Regions from separate parts of the Homo sapiens genome. Here region 2 is linked to region 1. The links are chromatin loops, found by intact Hi-C in ENCODE. Cell type or tissue: HepG2. All regions are shown on one strand. Links, peaks and the distances in the headings refer to the core of each region. The heading gives the core; the rest is flanking DNA. Region 1 has its middle 34 kb from the start of TRAPPC8. Region 2 overlaps TRAPPC8 (trafficking protein particle complex subunit 8).

Region 1 (9,056 bases), core at 726-8,725:
AGCCTGAGCAACATAGCTAGACCCCCTTCTCTACAAAAAAAATTAAAAATTAGTCAGGCATGGTGGCATGCACCTGTAGTTCCTGCTACTCAGGAGGCTGAGGTGGGAGGAGTGCTTGAGCCCAGGAAGTCGAGGCTGCAGTGAGGTATAATCATGCCACTGCACTCTAGCCTGGCCAACAGAGTGAGACCAAAAGAAAGAATAAAGAAAAGAGACCGGGCATGGTGTCTCATGCCTGTAACACCAGCACTTTGGGAGTCCGAGGCAAATCACGAAGTCAAGAGGTCTAGACCATCCTGGCCAACATGGTGAAACCCCATCTCCACTAAAAATACAAAAAAATGAGCTGGGCATGGTGGCACATGCCTGTAGTCCCACCTACTCTGGAGGCTGAGACAGGAGAATCCCTTGAACCCAGGAGGTGGAGGTTGCAGTGAGCTGAGATTGTGCTACTACACTCCAGCCTGGCAACAGAATGAGAATCCATCTCAAAAAAAAAAAAAAAAAGTAAATAAAATAAAAAACCAAAAATCTAACCAAACAAAACATGCCAGCTTTTCTATATTATTTATTTTTTGAGATGGAATCTCATTCTGTCACCCAGGCTAGAGTGCGGTGGCACAATCTTGGCTCACTGCAACCTCTGCCTCCCGGGTTCAAGCGATTCTTCTGCCTCAGTCTCCCAAGTGGTTGGGACTACAGGCAGCTGCCACCACATGCGGCTAATGTTTGTATTTTTAGTAGAGACAGGGTTTCACCATATTGGCCAGGCTGGTCTCGAACTCCTAACATTGTGATGCACCTGCCTCAGCCTCCCAAAGTGCTGGGATTACAGGCATGAGCCACTGCACCCGGCCTATTTTTGTTTTTAAGAAAACTTGCAGAACAAGGCCAGCCACTGTGGCTCAAACCTGGAACCCCAGTGCTTTGGAAAGCTGAGACAAGAGGATCACTTGAGGCCCAAAGTCCACTGCCAGGATGGGCAACATAGTGAGACCCTGTCTCTGCCAAAAAAAAAAAAAAAATTTAAATTAACCAGTTGTGATGGCTTGCACCCATAGTCCTAGCTACTCATGAGACTGAGATGGGAAGTTTCTTGGGCCCAGGAGTTTGAGGCTGCAATGAGCTATAATGTGCCACTGTACCACAGCCTGAGTGATAGAGTAAGACACTGTCTCTTAAACAAACAGGCTGGGCTTGGTGGCTTATGCCTGTAATCCCAGCACTTTGGGAGGCCAAGGTGGGGAGATCGCTTGAGGTCAGGAGTTCAAGACCAGCCTTGCCATGATTGTGAAACCCCATCTCTACTAAAAATACAAAAATTCACTGGACATGGTGGCACATGCCAGTAATCCCAGCTACTCAGTGTTGGAAATAAGAGCTCAGAGTTGTAAAGAAAATGAGCATTCAAATAAAGGATTTCTCAGCAAGGCAAATGTGCTTCTGCAGAAGGGTGCTGCTCATTCTTGTCACTGCAAGAGCACACTGAACAAAGAAGGGAATGGGTTTTTATCCCTAACACAGTCAGTCCCTACTACTGTGTCCAGTCCCCATTGGCTGGGGTCAGACTGCACAACCTAAGCTGATTCTGATTGGCCACATAAAAATGGAGCAGGGGTGGGAGCTACAGCGGTGGGAAGAGCAGTTTCGGAACTAAGGGTGCCAAGTAATGCACAGATGTGGATTGTTACAGATTGGGAACGGATGTGGGTTACAGATTGGGAATGGATGTGGATTACAGATTGGGAATGGCTGGAAATTTTTTACCATAACTAGGGGCAAGGAGGCAAGGAAGATAGGCTTTGAAAATAGAGGACAATGGATCTTTGAAGAGGAACTCAATGTTTCCTACTACTTCCCCCTCTTGATTTTCATAATTCTTCCTCTTCAAACTCTTTAACATGTCTTGACTCTGCTGTTCTGCTTGGTTTTCTAAAAGTAGGAGTTTATCTGAGTAAGGTGGGGGAGAATTAAAGGTTTTGGTGAGAGCTGTTTCTATAAGTCTCTGCACCAATCCATGAATACAGGGTATGATGCAGCATCCTACAAGAATAAGTACACCTATAACAATTGCAAGAGGTAAGGCCTTGTAATGCCTTTGTAATTGTTCCACTGGGGGCTATGTTATTAGGGATGGAATAAGGACAGGACAGACTGGTTGGTAAGCTCTTGGAAGGGGTTAAGCTCACTGCATCCCATTACGTCTCCAAGGAATGCTAAGTTTTCCTCCTGTCATGAGAGACAGGAGGTAAAATTGGCATCAGGAGACAGAGGCTGGATGGCCCTCGGAGGCTGACCCACAGGGTGTCAGACTTTAGGGAGTAGCAGAGAAAGAGATCAGCAGAATTCATTACCCCAGGCTGTGGGGTCTTGGAAGAGAGCTACCATAAAGCTCATGCCCTGTCGAATGGAAGACCATCCAAGTGGTCACTGGGTATGGAAGGGATAAAGGAGGTATAGGAGGGTTAAATTGTTATTAGCTTTAGTTTGGTAGGACTCTCCTCCGGAACAATGGCCCATGACTCTGGAAGTGGTGACACCTTCTTGACTTGGGTATGATGAGTCCATCCTCTTTCTGCTGTTTGGACTGCAGTCTCAGTGGTTACAAGCACTAGGTAGGGTGCTTCCCAAGCTGGTTCTAGTTTTCCTTCTTTCCAACTTTTGATGAGGACATAACCCCCAGGCTGATGCTGGTGTGCTGGGAACTCTAAGGGTGGCACCTGTGCTAAAAGACCTTTAGTTCTGAGAGAAGAGAAAGTGGAAGATAGACCGAGTATATAATTTCTGAGAAACTGATCTTTTGTTTCAAACATAGGAATGTCAGCAGTGGAGTGTAAATAGGGCAGCCCATATAGCATCTCATAAGGGGATAAACCAACATCTTTCTGAGGGGCAGTTCAGATTCTTAACAAGGCAATGAGTAGGCATCTAGTCCATGGCAACTGAGTCTTTTAAGACTAATTTGGTTAAGTGACTCTATTTTCTCCACTCTTCCCCAATGAAGGTGGGTGCCAGGGAGTATGGTATTCCCATGTTATGTCTAGTGCTTGGGTTAATTTCTTAATGACATGCACAGTGAAATAAGTCCCATTATCTGAACCAATATTTTCTGTTAGTCCATACCTGGGTATAATATTTTCAATCAATGCTTTGACTACATTATTAAGTTGCACTTGAAAAGGGAATAGCTTCCACCCAGTGAGTAAGGTGATCTACTATCACTAATAAGCACTTTAGGCGAATGAATGAGGGCATTTCAGTGTAATCAACTTGGACACTTTGGAATGGTCTTAATCCTGGACTTCTTCACCAAGGGGTGGTTTTCTAAGGGTCTACTTATTAGTCTTTTTGCATATTAGGCAACTATCTGTAACTTGTCTTGCCAGAGTATAAATTCTTATACATCCATAAACCCTGAGAACTGCATCACACATAGCTTGAGGTCCCGTTTTGATGCAAGTGAGATAAGACTTCTCTCATGAGGGGTTTGGATAACATTTATCTTTGGTCTGGTAGCACCCATTTCCCTTCTGAATTTTCTTTGGCACCTATTTTCATTGATTTCTCCCTTTCAGTGGAAGAGAAGATGGGGACTGGTCAGGGGAGGAAGACAAGGGATTAGGTGAAAAGTGGGTGTTTCAGAGGAAATGGCAGCTTGTTTGGCTATTTGATCTGCAAGGTTATTCCCTCGACTTTCAAAAGAAAGACCTTTTTGGTGTCCTGGGATATGGACAATAGCTGTCTCTTCTGGCAGCTGGAGGTTATCTAATACTTGAGTGATTAATTGCTTGTGGACAAGGTCTTGGCCTTTGCTATTGAGACCTCGTTCAGTCCAAATTTTCCACAGGTGTGAGCTACCCCGCCTCCAAGGCATACTTGGAATCAGTATAAATAGTCCCTTCCTGGTTTTGCAAGTGTTTCAAAGCCTGATTTAATGCAAACAATTCACAAGTTTGGGTGGACGAATTGTTAGCCAATCTTCCTGACTATATTTCTGCAAGAGCTTCCCCATCAACTACTGAATACCCATTATGTCTCTTTCCTTCAATTACCCAGGAAGGGCCATCTATAAATAAATGCTGTCCTGTTTTGAAAGGGGTCTCTCTTAAATTGGGCCTGACTTTTGTGTGATAATCAATTAAATCTAAACACTGATGCTCAGGTCCTTTTAGATTTGGATTTCCTGTTAGAAAACCTGCTGAGTTAAGTGAGTTATCAGTGGTTAGTGTTAAATCATCTCTTTCTAATAGGATAGCTTCATACGCTAAAATCCTTGAGTCAGTGAGCCACCATCCTGCTTTCTGGTTTAAAATAGCTCTAACTTGATGGAGTGTGCTTACAACCAAAATTCCCCCAAAAATTAGCTTTCTGCTTTCTTCAGTTAACAAAGCAGTGGCTGCAATAGATTGAACACATTCGGGCCATCCACAGGTTACGGGGTCTAAAACCTTTGATAGAAAGGCTACAGGTTGCCAGTGGCCCCCATGTTCTTGGGTAAGTACCCCTAAAGCTACCCCCTTGTTTACATTAACAAAGAGGTAAAATGGCTTTTCTAGGAGTTCCTGCTTAGTTTTAGGCAAAGTTAGGGATACAATTCCTTCAACTCGCTCAGGTCCTATCCTTCGTTTGTCCTTACTTATTAAGTGCCCTAAGTATTTAACTTCAGGCTCTACAAATTGGAGTTTTCCCTTTGAAACCTGTAAGCCTTTTTATCCGAAATGGTTAAGGAGGCCAATGGAGAGTAATTTCAGTGGGCCTTATCCTTTGGAGCCCCCTGCTGGAAGGTGGATAACATAATACTTGCTTTTTGTTTTTGCTTACGTATACTTTCTGAGCTTCCCTAAGGAGTTCATTCATGGGACGGTCTTTTCAATTCTCTATCTTTTGTCTTTAGCATTCCCTGCCCAAGGGGATCTTCATATTTTCCCAGTGAGCTGCATTGTTATTGTCCCACTGGGGGTCTTAGGCGGATAATTTTTGGTCTGCGGCGGGAACATTTTGATGTGAGAATGTTCGTGTTCCCAAATTACCATAGCAGCTCTACAGATTATTCTCCTTTCTTCCCCTGAAAAGAGGATGCCCATGATGGACATTAATTCAGCCCAAGTATATAATTGGAGTCCTAAAAATTGGTCAATTTTATCTGCCACTCCATAAGGGTCATCTAACAGTGGCTTGACTTTTTTTTCAAATTTCAAACTTCTGAGCTGGTTAAAGGGACATTCACAAAGCCAATGGCTCCCCCTCCTATGGGCACCTCTCTTAAGGGGAGGAATGTTGGAGCTGATTCCCTAGAGGTAGAGGGGAAAGGGAAGTTCTGAATATCCTTTTTACATTGCTCTACCTCACGTTGAAATCCTTTTAGGGAAGGGTACTTAGGAGCAGGCTCATGCAATGATAGTTCCCAAAAGTCAGGGTCATAAGGAGGAGGAACAACGTGAGTAAGGGAAGGATCTGGGGCAGTAGTGGCTGTCTGAGGGGGAGGGAAGTTAGGATCAGGGGCATTAAGCAGGGGAAGGTGGTCTACAGGATCCCATACTCTGGTGGACTGTTTGGAGGTAAGGACCCTATTCTTTTCTGAGGAGTTGGTTTCTGACTTACTTCCTGTAGTTTTTAGGGGATAAAGGAAGACTGGGGGTTTCCCATCCTGGAGATTTGACCTGAGGCCCAATCCCTCATCCTAGAGATTTCTTACCTTTCCTTTCTCTAAAGGCTCAACCCCCCTTACTGGAGATTTCTTGCCTTTCCTTTCTCTAAAGGCTCAACCTCCCTTACTGGAGATTTCTTGCCTTTATCCCGACCACCAAGGAAATACTGTGTCGCCCCCCACGACGTTTCTTACCTTGGTCTGTGCACAGAGTTACCTGGTTGCTGCAGTATGTGAGGATCCTTTCTGCCCACATTGCTGAGTGTCCAGATTTATTCATCACACCGGGTAGGGCCCAATTCCTTACCCTGAGGCCACCACAACAAGGCAGTGGGATGCTTCTCCTCATGGGAGGGGACTGAAGACCCTTTCCCAGAGGAGAATGGGAATCCCAGATGAGCCCGGGAAATAAGAGCTCGGAGTCACAAAGAAAATGAGCACTCAAATGAAGGATTTCTCAGCAAGGCAAATTTACCTCTGCAGAAGCGCTGCTCGTTCTTCTGGTCACTGCAAGAATACACCAAATGAAGAAGGGAATGGGTTTTTATCCCTAACACAGTCAGTCCCTACTACTGTGTCCAGTCTGCATTGGCTGGGGTGGGACCACACAATCTAAGCTGATCCCATTTGGCTACTTCAAAATGGAACAGGGGTGGGAGCTACAGCAGAGGAAAGAGCAGTTTCGGAACTAAGGGTGCCAAATAAGGAACAGGTGTGGGTTGTTACAGATTGGGAATGGCTGTGGGTTACAGATTGGGAACAGATGTGGATTACAGATTGGGAATGGATGTGGGTTACAGATTGGGAACAGCTGAAAATTGTTTACCATAACTAGTGGCAAGGAGGCAAGGAAATTAGGCTCTGAAAATAGAGGACAAGCAGAACCTTTGAAGAGGAACTCACTGTTTCCAACATCGGGAGGCTGAGGCAGGAGAATCGCTTGAACTCAGGAGGCAGAGGCTGCAGTGAGCTGAGATCATGCCACTGCACTCCAGCCTGGGTGACAGAGTGAGACTCTGTCTCAAAAAAAAAAAAAAAAAAAAAAAAAGCAAACTTGCAGAATATGACGCTAAAGTTTTATGGGACCTTTAATTTTGTATCCACCTTCTCAGTATATTTGATATACTGGCTTCACATGGATACTTCACCTTTTTCAAGGATCAATTTCATTAGCATCAGTAGCCACTCTCTTTTTTATTTATTTTAACTTTCATTTTAGTGTCAAGGGTACATATGCAGGTTAGTTATATGGGTACATTGCATGTCTCAGGGGTTTGGAGTACAGATTATTTCATCACCCAGGTAATAAGCATGCTATCTGATAGGCACTTTTTCAGTCCTCACCCTCCTCCCACTCTCTGCCCTAAAGCAGGCCCCAGTGTCTGTAGTTCCATTTTTTGTGTCCATGTGTATTCTGTGTTTAGCTCCCACTTACTACTTTCATTTAACTCAACTTTGAAGCAATCTGCCAGCTCAGAAGTGATTCTTGCCTGAACAGAATTCCACTGGATAAGACCTACTCCAAGCATGAATACATAGTGAATGTTGACCAGCTATTGTTGGATATTGGCAGCAATAAATGATGTCATGTTTTTTCTCCAAGAGGGAAAGGAGAATGTTATCGGAGGAAGCATCCATAACAGGAAACTGGCATGATCTGTTTTCTAATGTCAATATGAGTCATATATTTATTTATTTATTCTTTTATTTATTTTGAGATGGAGTCTTGCTCTGTTGCCCAGGCTAGAGTGCAGTGGTGTGATCTCGGCTCACTGCAACATCCACCTCCCGGGTTCAAGCAACTCTCCTGCCTCAGCCTTCTGAGTAGCTGGGATTACAGGTGCCCACCACCATGCCCAGCTAATTTTTGTTTTTTTTTTTTTACTAGAGATAGGGTTTTGCCATGTTGGCCAGGCTGGTCTTGAACTCCTGACCTCAAATGATCCACCCCCCTTGGCCTCCCAAAGTGTTGGGATTATAGGCATGAGCCACTGTGCCTGGCATAGATTTATTTTTTTGAGCAGATTACATGTTTCTCTGAAATGAGGAAATGTTTTCTGTGATAATGATAGTGATCATGTAAAAGAATGGCCTGATCTAAAGGAATCACCGTTTTGTCCAAACAGGTGGTTACTGGGAACAGAATGTAAAAATAATTTGCTCACTGTTGTATCTCCAGCAATTGATACAATGCTTGGTAAAAAGCAGATCCTCAAAAAAAAAAAAAAAAAAAAAAAAAAACAACTTTAGAAAGTAAATAAAGAAAGGGGGAAGAGAGGAAAGCCAAGAGAATGAGGAAAGAAGTTTCAAGAACATCAGATAAAAGCCCAAATATTGATGCAGGAGAGGATCTCCAAAATCTATGTCCAACTTCCTTATTTTAGATATAGGAACTGCAGACACAGAGGAGTTCACTAACTTCCCAGGGTTATAATATCTCAGGCTAGATGGTTACTGTGTCATTCCCAGATGTTAGGATTTTGGACTGGTGTGTGTGTGTGCGTGCGTGCACACACGAGAGTGACTGTTGCCCAAGATGGAGTGCAGCCTAAGTAATTTTTGTGTTTTTGTAGAGACAAGGTATCCTCCCCCTGTTGCCCAGGCTGGTATTGAACCCCTGGGCTCAAGTCATCCACCAGCCTTGGCCTCCCAAAATGCTGGGATTACAGGCATGAGCCACTGCACCTGGCCAGGACTTTGGACTTCAGTCTTCTTAATGTAACACTAGTGGAGCTACAGGAAGTATCATCAAAGGAAGACCCTGGGATCTTGCACTCTGACTCCAGATTAGCATGCTGAGATTGGAGGAAGCTTGAGAAGTCTTAGCCACAGACTTGGAAGAAACTCTGGGATTTAAATGAGAGAGCAAAAGCAAGACATAGTGGAGCAATTTAATTCTAAACACCAGACTAAAACTGAGCAAATCCACAGGTGCTGTTATTTCCTTACTGTCAATGGTCTATACTTCTCTACACACATGCACCATTGTCCCCTCTTGCTAACAATCTGGGTTAGACTGCAGTAGTTAAAACTCAGGGACAAAAATTAGCTCTCTCAGAGATTATAATTTGCCAGTAGAATTCAGAGACTGTGATGGCACAGATGATAGTGGCTTCTCTCGACATCTGTACTGGGGCATGTGAATAGATGTAATCCTTGGAATACAGCAAAAAGTTCTGCAGCCAATCATTGGAAAAAGTGGAGTTACACAGATTTCTTCACGGTGAGACTTTATAAGGCCTTTAACAAACTAATATGAGTTTTGAATCTCAAAAAGGCAAATTGGTTCGTAGACTTTCCAAACTTTTTTGACCCGTACACTCCCTACTTTGATTTTGAGGACTTATTTTCCAAGGGACTATACTTCCCCAATGGTTGTTCTTTTTTTTGTTTTTAAACTGTGATTTCA
Region 2 (9,056 bases), core at 410-8,409, 47 kb before region 1:
ACAATGTACACAGTCAAACCATCAATCAAGTATATAAAATAAGAACATTTTCCAACATTCATTCCTCAAAAATTTTATTTTCCATGCACCCTTTCTCAGGAAGCTACTAGAGATGTCCTTCACCATACTAAGGAAATACACACAAAATATATATAAATGAAATACTACAGAGAAGTGAAGGGAAGGAAATCCTCAGGATGACAGCTGTGGAGTGGGCCTCGGACAGCAACCAGTCCGACATAAAATTGAACACCATTTCCCAGCTTTTATTTCATTATATTCTCTGTGTTTTACAGCTTTTTTCTAATCAATCCTTTCCCCCGATTAAAGTATTTTTTAAAATAACACCACAATTGTATTGTGTATCTATTTATGCATGGAGACCCTTTGGAGAGCCACAGACCACTGTAATAGCTAAGATTTTTTTGTCCCCCAAGGACCAATTTTTACCACATAGGAATATCATCCTTAATGAGAATATATGCAGTAACAATAGAGATTTCTTGAAGGAGCCATTGATAAATGGGTTATTTGACAAATTAATCTCTCGAGTAGAAAATACAGTTGAAGAAGTCTGAGAAACTAGCAACAGACACAAAGAACTGAGCAAGATGTTTTGTTTTGGTTTTTTTTTTTTTGAGACAGAGTTTCGCTCTTGTTGTCCAAGCTGGAGTGCAACGGTGGGATCTCGGCTTACTGCAACCTCCGCCTCAAGCAGCTGGGATTACAGGAGTGTGCCACCACGCCCAGCTGATTTTCTGTATTTTTAGTAGAAACAGGGTTTCACCATTTTAGTCAGGCTGGTCTTGAACTCCTGACCTCAGGTGATTCAGCCTCCCAAAGTGCTGGGATTACAGGCGTGAGCCACCACAAGATGTTTTTAAAAAGACAATTACTAACTCCTGAAAACACAAAATACTGTATCAGAAAGCCCAATAATTGGCTAAGCAGTGAAGAAGTGAATGACATTTAGTCATATTATAAGCAGTGAATATTAACCAAAAACTATGAGATGGAGTGGAAAGGATAGACAGTAATTAAGCCAAATCCTTATCAATGATAATGAGAAGTCAATAAATAAAACTTATTTAAATTTAAAACTTATTACGCCATAGACAGCCATATAAAAATATTACTTAGAAGCACATAATCAATACCCGAGGAAAAGACTACAGAAATTGGTGGGGCAAGGTACAGATCACTGTTGTTTTTTCCTTTAAGTCTTTTTATCATTTTGTCTATGTACACATATCATTTTGATAAATTTATTTTTCTTTTGAGGCAGGGTCTTGCTCTGTCACCTAGGTTGGAGTGCAGTTGCGCAATCACAGCTTTTTGCACCCTTGACTTCACAGGCTCAAGCAATCTTCTCACCTCAGCCTCCTGAGTAGCTGGGACTACAGGTATACACCACCACACCCAACTAATTTTTTTTTTTTGAGACTCACTCTGTTGCCCAGGCTGGAGTGCAGTGGCGTGATCTCGGCTGACTGCAACCTCTGCCTCCCAGGTTCAAGCGATTCTCCTGCCACAGCCTTCCAAGTAGCTGGGACTACAGGTGCCTGCTGCTGGCTAATTTTTGAATTTTTAGTAGAGACAGGGTTTCACTGTGTTGGCCAGGCTGGTCTGGAATTCCTGACCTCAAGTGATCCACCCGTCTCAGCCTCCCAAAGTGCTGGGATTACAGGCGTGAGCCACCATGCCCAGCTACCAGCTAATTTTTTTTAAAAAATTTTCTTCAGATGGGGTCTCAATATGTTACCCAGGCTGGTCTTGAACTCCTGGCCTCAAGTGATCCTCCCACCTTAGCTTCCCAAAGCGCTGGGATTAGAGGCCTGAGCGACTATGCCTGGCCTTAATAAATTAAAAGTAACAGGTATATGGGCTTTGGAGGTTAGCAAAATATTTGCAGTATGAAAAAGATACTTTTGGTCAGCATCTGAACTCATTCCTGTCATCTCAGCACTTTGAGAGGTGGCTGCTTGAGGCCAGTGGTTTGAGACCAGCCTAGGCAACATAGCAAATGAGTGGACCTGGTCACTCATGCTTGTAATCCCAGCACTCTGGGAGGCCAAAGCAGGCAGATCACTTGAGGTCAGGAGTTTTAGACAAACGTGGCCAACATGGTGAAACCCCGTCTCTTATTAAAAATACAAAAATTAGCCGGGTGTGGTGGTGCACACCTGTAGTCCCAGAAACTCAGGAGGCTGGGGCAGAAGAATCGTGTGAACCCAGGGGGAAGAGGTTGCAGTGAGCCAAGATCGTGCCACTACACTCCAGCCTGGGCAAAAGAGTGAGACTCCGACTAAAAAAAATAAAATAAAATAAAATAAAATAAAATTAAAATTAAATAAAATAAAAAATACATAGGCCAGGCACAGTGGCTCACAACTGTAATCCCAGCACTTTGGGAGGCCAAGGTACGAGGATCGCTTGAGGCCAGAAGTTCAACACCAGCCTGCTAATAAACACAGCGAGACCTTATCTCTACACACACACACACACACACACACACACACAGATTTTAATTAACCAAGCATAGTACACACCTATAGTCCCACCTACTCAGGAGGCTGAGATGGGATGACCCCTTGAGCTCAAGAGTTCAAGGTTACAGTGGGCTATGATCATACCACTGCACACCAGCCTTAGGGTGATAGAGTAAGACCCTGTCTCTTAAAAATAAGAAAAAAAAATAAAAGAAATAAATATAAGACAAAAAGATATTTTTGTTTTTTAAATATGATAGGTAATCCCTCTCTGTGCCCCTTTAGCACTTTTGGCATACCAGGTATGCCACAGCTCTATTACAATGTATTGTTGATATTAACGTATTATAAATTAGACCTTACTATGATTACTGATTAACACGTTTGTCTCCCTACCAGATTATAAACTTTAAAGCATGTGTTATTCATCTCTGCATCTCAATACAAAGCACACAGCAGAAATCAATAAATATTTGTTGCATGGCTAACAAACTTGTTAAGATCCTGCAAAACAGAATCACATATAAAGGTCTACGAGAGGCCTTAAGAAAGAATCCAGCCAGGCCAGGAGTGGTGGCTCACGCCTGTAATCCCAGCACTTTGGGAGGCTGAGGCAGGTGGATCAGTTGAGGTCAGGAGTTCGAAACCAGCCTGGCCAACATGATGAAACTCCATCACCTCTAAAAATACAAAAAATTAGCTGGGCGTGGTGGTGGGCACCTGTAATCCCAGATACTCGGGAGGCTGAGGCAGGAGAATCTCTCGAACCCGGGAGGTGGAGGTTTCAGTGAGCCGAGATCATGCCACCACACTCCAGCCTGGGTGACAGAGTGAGACTCCGTCTCAAAAAAAGTGAAAAAAAAAAAAAGAAAAGAATCCAGCCAAACTCCTGTTTTCAGAGGTGGAAACAGAGTCTCAGAAACACTAAGTGACTTGGCTGGGCATGGTGGCTCATGCCTGTAATCTCAACACTTTGAGAGGCCAGGGTGAGAGGATCACTTGAACATAGTGAGACCCTGTCTCTACAAAAAAATTTAAAAATTAGCCAAGCATGGTGGTGTGCAGCTATAGTCCTAATTACTTGGGAGGCTGAGGTGAGAAGATTGCATAAGTCCAGGAGTTCAAGGCTGCAATGAGCAATGATTACACCACTACACTCCAGCCTGTGTGACAGAGAGAGACCTTGTCTCTTTTAAAAAAACATATTAGCCTGGCATAGTTGGTAGGCTGAGGTGAGAGGATCACCTGAGCCCAGGGAGGTTGAGGCTACAGTGAACTGTGATAGCACCACTGCACTCCAGCCTGGTTGACAGAGTGAGACCCTGTCACAAAAAATACTATAAATAAAAATAAAAAGAAACACTAAGTGACTTATTCAGGTTATCTAATTAACTAATGACTATGGTAGTACAAAAACTTGGACACTCTGGCATTTGATTCATTGCCCTTCACACTACAACACTGATGAGAGAAAAATAACAGTTCAAATTCTATTCCTTTCTCCAAGAAATACCCAAATTTTTGCTTCATATTGAAAACATGCTAGGAACTGTTAAGAAATTCAGATTTTTTTGACTGGTAAAGATAACCATAATATTCTCAACTTAAAATTATCAAGTTGACTCATCTTGCTGGAATTAAAACTAAAGGCAAAGAAAAAAGAAAAAAATACAGAACACTTAAACGAAATAATTCTACAAATATTTTTAACTATACAAGAGCAACAACTAACTTGGTGACCTAACATATGCCTGTTTCAAATTCTCTGCGTATGTTTAGGAAAAACTTTTTTTTTTTTTTTTAAACAGAGTCTCGCTCTGTTGCCCAGGCTGGAGTGCCATGGTGCCATCTTGGCTCACTGCAACCTCTGCCTCCCGGGTTCAAGCGATTCTTCTGCCTTGGCCTCCCAAGTAGCTGGGATTACAGGCACCTGCCACCACACCCAGCTAATTTTTGTATTTTTAGTAGAGACGGGGTTTCACTATGTTGGTCAGGCTGGTCTTGAACTCCTGACCTCAAGTGATCCGCCTGCCTCGGCCTCCCAAAGTGCTGGGATTACAGGGGTAAGCCACCACGCCTGGCTGCTTAGGAAAATCTTTAAATATGATATTAGGAAGTATTAAAGTATTAGATTATAAACTATCCTGGCCTAAAAAGATTACTTTATTAGACTGCTGAAATATGTTAATTTGATGATGTACTTTGAATATTTTCCCTCTAAAATATCTACCCCATGTCAATTAAGACTTTTTAATATTGGAAAACAGTTAGACCAAATACTTCTAATTCACTTTACATATTAATATATAATTTCAGGCTGGGAACAGTGGCTCACACCTGTAATCCCAGCACTTGGGAAGCTAAGCAGGAGGATCACTTGAGGTCAGGAGTTTAACACCAGCCTGGGGAACATAATGAGACTCCCTATCTCTATAAAAATTTAACTTAAAAAATAAAACACAGGAGGATCACTTGAGGTCAGGAGTTTAAGACCAGCCTGGGGAACATAATGAGACCCCCTATCTCTATAAAAATTTAATTTAAAAAATAAAATACATATGTACATATATGATTTTACCTACCAATCTTGTTATGAAAACATTTACCATTCAAGTTAAAGACGTACTCACAACAGATTACATATTTACGCATTTTATAAACATTTCCTCCACTTAACACCAAGCAAGATAAAAATACAATAAACTTAATGCTTATTTAATTATAATATTACTTATGTCACAAAAGAATTTTTTAATTTACTGTTAGTTCTTTCATTCAACAAATATTTATTATGCATATGTTCTAGATACTACTTTAGGTCCTAAAATAATAAACAGGCAAAGTTCCTAGGACTGTTTTCAACATTGTATTCTCAGGCCCTAGCACTTAGTAAACTCTTAAATACATGTTGATCATCTCCCAAGTCATAGAATCGCTTTTTCTAACAAAACGAAATTTCACTCAAAAAATAACAATAAACCTTGTTACATACCACTGATGTTAAGGTCATAATCTCCTGCTGTAATCACATTAGCTACTAATCCTTCTGCAGGCTGACTGCCAGAAACAACATCATTCAAAAGCTTCCGGATGGCTCCAGGCTGAGGTGGCTGGGTGACAATGTTGCTTACTGCTATCTTCAAATTTTTAATTACGTGAAGTTGATTATTAGGATCTCTCATGTGAACTTTAAAGAAAAAAAGAAAAAAACTTGAAATTAATTCTATACAATGCATAATAACCCAAAATTGGGCTGATGGTTTACAAACAAAAAGGATGTACAAAGCAGAAGCCAGCAATTCCAAGTGGAACGTTCTTCCAGAAATATAAATGGTTGACAACATTCCCTCATATACCAAAAGGGCTAGCTAGACAGTTTATTAACCACAGGATTCCTTCCCCTCTCACTACTGCTCAGCTTTCCTACTGTAGGTCCTCTCCTTTCCTATGTTTGGAGTTGCCAGAAACCAACTACTATCCATACCACTTCCCTTATTCTCACCTCACACTAAAGCTGGTCCAAGGCAGCGTAAGGTCTATGGTATTAACACTAGAAACAGTAAAAGGAAAAAGAAAGGGGAGTTAAAATGTTGCACTTGGGCTTCCTTCTTCTTTCCCTAGTCGGCCTGCATTCTTAGCCTCTTTTTCACTCTCATAAAAATCAATGCCCACACCAGTGCACGATGCTGTGGTGGAGGCTGTGCATGTGCAGGGCCAAGAGGTATGTAGAAACTCTCTGTACTTTCTGCTCAAATTTGCCATTAATCTAAAACTGGTCTTAAAAATAGAGTCTACTTAAAAAAAAAACTCTGGCCAGGCGCGGTGGCTCACGCCTATAATCACAGCACTTTGGGAGGCCGAGACAGACAGCTTGAAGTCAGGAGTTGGAGACAAGCCTGGCCAACATGGCAAAACCTTGTCTCTAGTAAAAATACAAAAAATTAGCTGGGTATGGTGGCGGGTGCCTGTAATCCCAGCTACTCAGGAGGCTGAGGCAGGAGAATTGCTTGAATCCGGGAGGCGGAGGTTGCAGCGAGCCGAGATTGCACTGCTGCACTCTAGCTTGGGTGACAGAGTGAGACTTGGTCTCCAAAAAAAAAAAAACAACAACAACAACAAAAAAACAATGTCCAGATCCCTTTTACCACCCTAATACTTCCTGCCTCCACCGTCCTATAGTCCTTGTTTCAGCCTATACAATTTATAACCAGTAAGTAGTTCAGAGATTCAGGACAGGGAATAGGTTCTGAGGCAATTACAGCAAGAAGACAGTGTCCACAGTCCACAGAACAAAATGTGAGCATATTTTTTCACATAATCAGACAAAATGTTCCACAGTAGCATTAAAAGCAGTCCATTACAGGGCTGGGCACAGTGGCTCACGCCTGTAATCCCAGCACTTTAGTAGGTAGAGGTGGGTGGATCACCTGAGGTCAGGAGTTCGAGACCAGCCTGGCCAACATAGTGAAACCTCGTCTCTACTAAAAATACAAAAAGTAGCCAGGCATGGTGGCGGGCGCCTGTAATCCCAGCTACTGGGGACGCTGAGGCAGGAGAATCACTTGAATGCGGAGGCTGCAGTGAGCCAAGGCGGAGGGTTGCAGTGAGCCAAGATTGCGCCACTGCATTCCAGCCTGGGCGACAGAGTGAGACTCCGTCTCAAAAAAAAAAAAAAAAAAAAAAAGCCGGGCGCAGTGGCTCACACCTGTAATCCCAGCACTTTGGGAGGCCAAGGCGGGCAGATCACGAGGTCAGGAGACCGAGACCATCCTGGCTAACACGGTGAAACCCTGTCTCTACTAAAAACATAAAAAATTAGCCGGGCGTGGTGGTGGGCACCTATAGTCCCAGCTACTTGGGAGGCTGAAGCAGGAGAATGGTGTGAACCCGGCGGGCGGAGCTGGCAGTGAGCTGAGATCGTGCCACTGCACTCCAGCCTGGGCAACAGAGCGAGACTCCGTCTCAAAAAAAAAAAAAAAAAAAAGGAGTCCATTATAATGATTGAGGACCCAGCTTTTGGAGTTGGACCTTGATTTAAATCCCAACCCATTACTTATCAACTGGGTTACCCTGAACAACTTAACCCTTCTGTGCTTCAAATTCTTCATCTGCACATGTGATTACTATCTACTTCACGGGATCATTTTAGTGATTTAGGTGAACTATTGTTAGACAGTAATTGCAAAGCACTGAGCACCATGCTCAACAATACATAATGAAGGCGGTATAGCAGCAGCAGCAGATACAACATCACCTATTTCACCTGCACCATGGGTTATTATCACATACAAATAAGAGGCAACTTTGGGAAAGTGGTCTGGGTACCTACAAATAAAGAATGACACATTCTTCTCAATGGAAAATGCCTTATACCAAAATCAAGGCCTGCGTATATTTTAAATAAAGTTATATGCATACAAACTTTTCTACATTTCCTATGTGTTCTATTGATTTCTAACATTTTTTACTAAAAAAAAAGACTCAAAAACGTTTTTAAAATACTGTATGTGGTACAAATGTGTATTTATATTGTAAACATAAATATAGATACACAAAAAGTATACATGCAGCCGGGCATGGTGTCTCACTGTTGTAATCCCAGCACTTTTGGGAGGCTGAAGCGGGCGGAACACTTGAGGTCAGGAGTTCGAGACCAGCCTGGCCAACAAGGTGAAACCCCCATCTCTACTAAAATACAAAAATTAGCCAGGCATGGTGGCAAGCGCCTGTATTCCCAGCTATTTGGAAGGCTGAGGCAAGAGAATCACTTGAAACCAGGAGGCAGAAGTTGCAGTGAGCCAAGATTGCGCCACTGCACTCCAGCCTGGGCGACAGAGACTCCCTTTCAAAAAAAAAAAATGGTACATGCAAATTCTATGATAGTGGTTGCCTATAAAAGGAAGGAAAGAAAAGAGACTAAGATAAGGTAGAAAGAAAACTTCAACCTGGGAAGTCTGTCCTATAACGTTTGATTTTTTTTTTAAAAGAAAAGATAAAAAGCAAATATGATGGAGGGTTAATATTTGTTAGTTCTGGGTAGTGGGGAGGTGGATGTTTCTTGTATTATCTGCATTCTTCTATAACTGTTATGTTTTCTAACTTAAATAAACATACCAGCCTCTCTCCCTAAACTTCCCAGTCAGTCTAATTATGCAGCAGAGAAACAAACAAACAAACAAAAAAACTATGGTGCATTTCTGATATCCTTAGGAACATATTGGACAAGTATTTTCCTTAAAGTTGCTTCATAGCTGGGCGCAGTGGCTCACACCTGTAATCCCAGCACTTTGGTAGGTCAAGGCGGGCGGATCACCAGAGGTCAGGAGTTCAAGACCAGCCTGGCCAACGTGGTGAAACCCCGTCTCTACTAAAAATACAAAATTAGCCGGGCATGGTGGCACGTGCCTGTAATCCCAGCTACTCTGGAGGCTGAGGCAGGAGAATCGCTTGAACCCGGGAGGCAGAGGTTGCACTGAGCCGAGACCACACCATTGTACTCCAGCCTGGGCAATGAGAGCTGAGATCACACTACTGCACTCCAGCCTGGGCAATGAGAGCTGAGATCAC

What was found. Peaks named below come from ENCODE experiments on the same cell type or tissue, not always from the same donor. Only the 100,000 strongest peaks of a DNase experiment are listed, where the experiment ranks them.
Region 2: a loop joins it to region 1, with 3 times the contacts of the local background. A loop is called at or near these places in 5 of 110 quality-filtered maps.

Annotation. Positions count from the first base shown.
Region 1 is chr18:31,972,695-31,981,750 of GRCh38, forward strand. No RefSeq gene overlaps it. Among named protein-coding and RNA genes, the nearest start is that of TRAPPC8, 34 kb to the left of the region's middle. In HepG2, for the core only: a CTCF peak has its summit at 4,762 (motif pointing left); a DNase peak (open chromatin) is centred at 4,767; H3K27me3 peaks cover 378 bases.
Region 2 is chr18:31,925,848-31,934,903 of GRCh38, forward strand. It overlaps TRAPPC8 (trafficking protein particle complex subunit 8), which reads right to left. Exons shown (of 29, transcript NM_014939.5): 2 at 5,482-5,676. Among named protein-coding and RNA genes, the nearest start is that of TRAPPC8, 13 kb to the right of the region's middle. In HepG2, for the core only: no CTCF peak of the experiment used is centred there; a DNase peak (open chromatin) is centred at 3,634.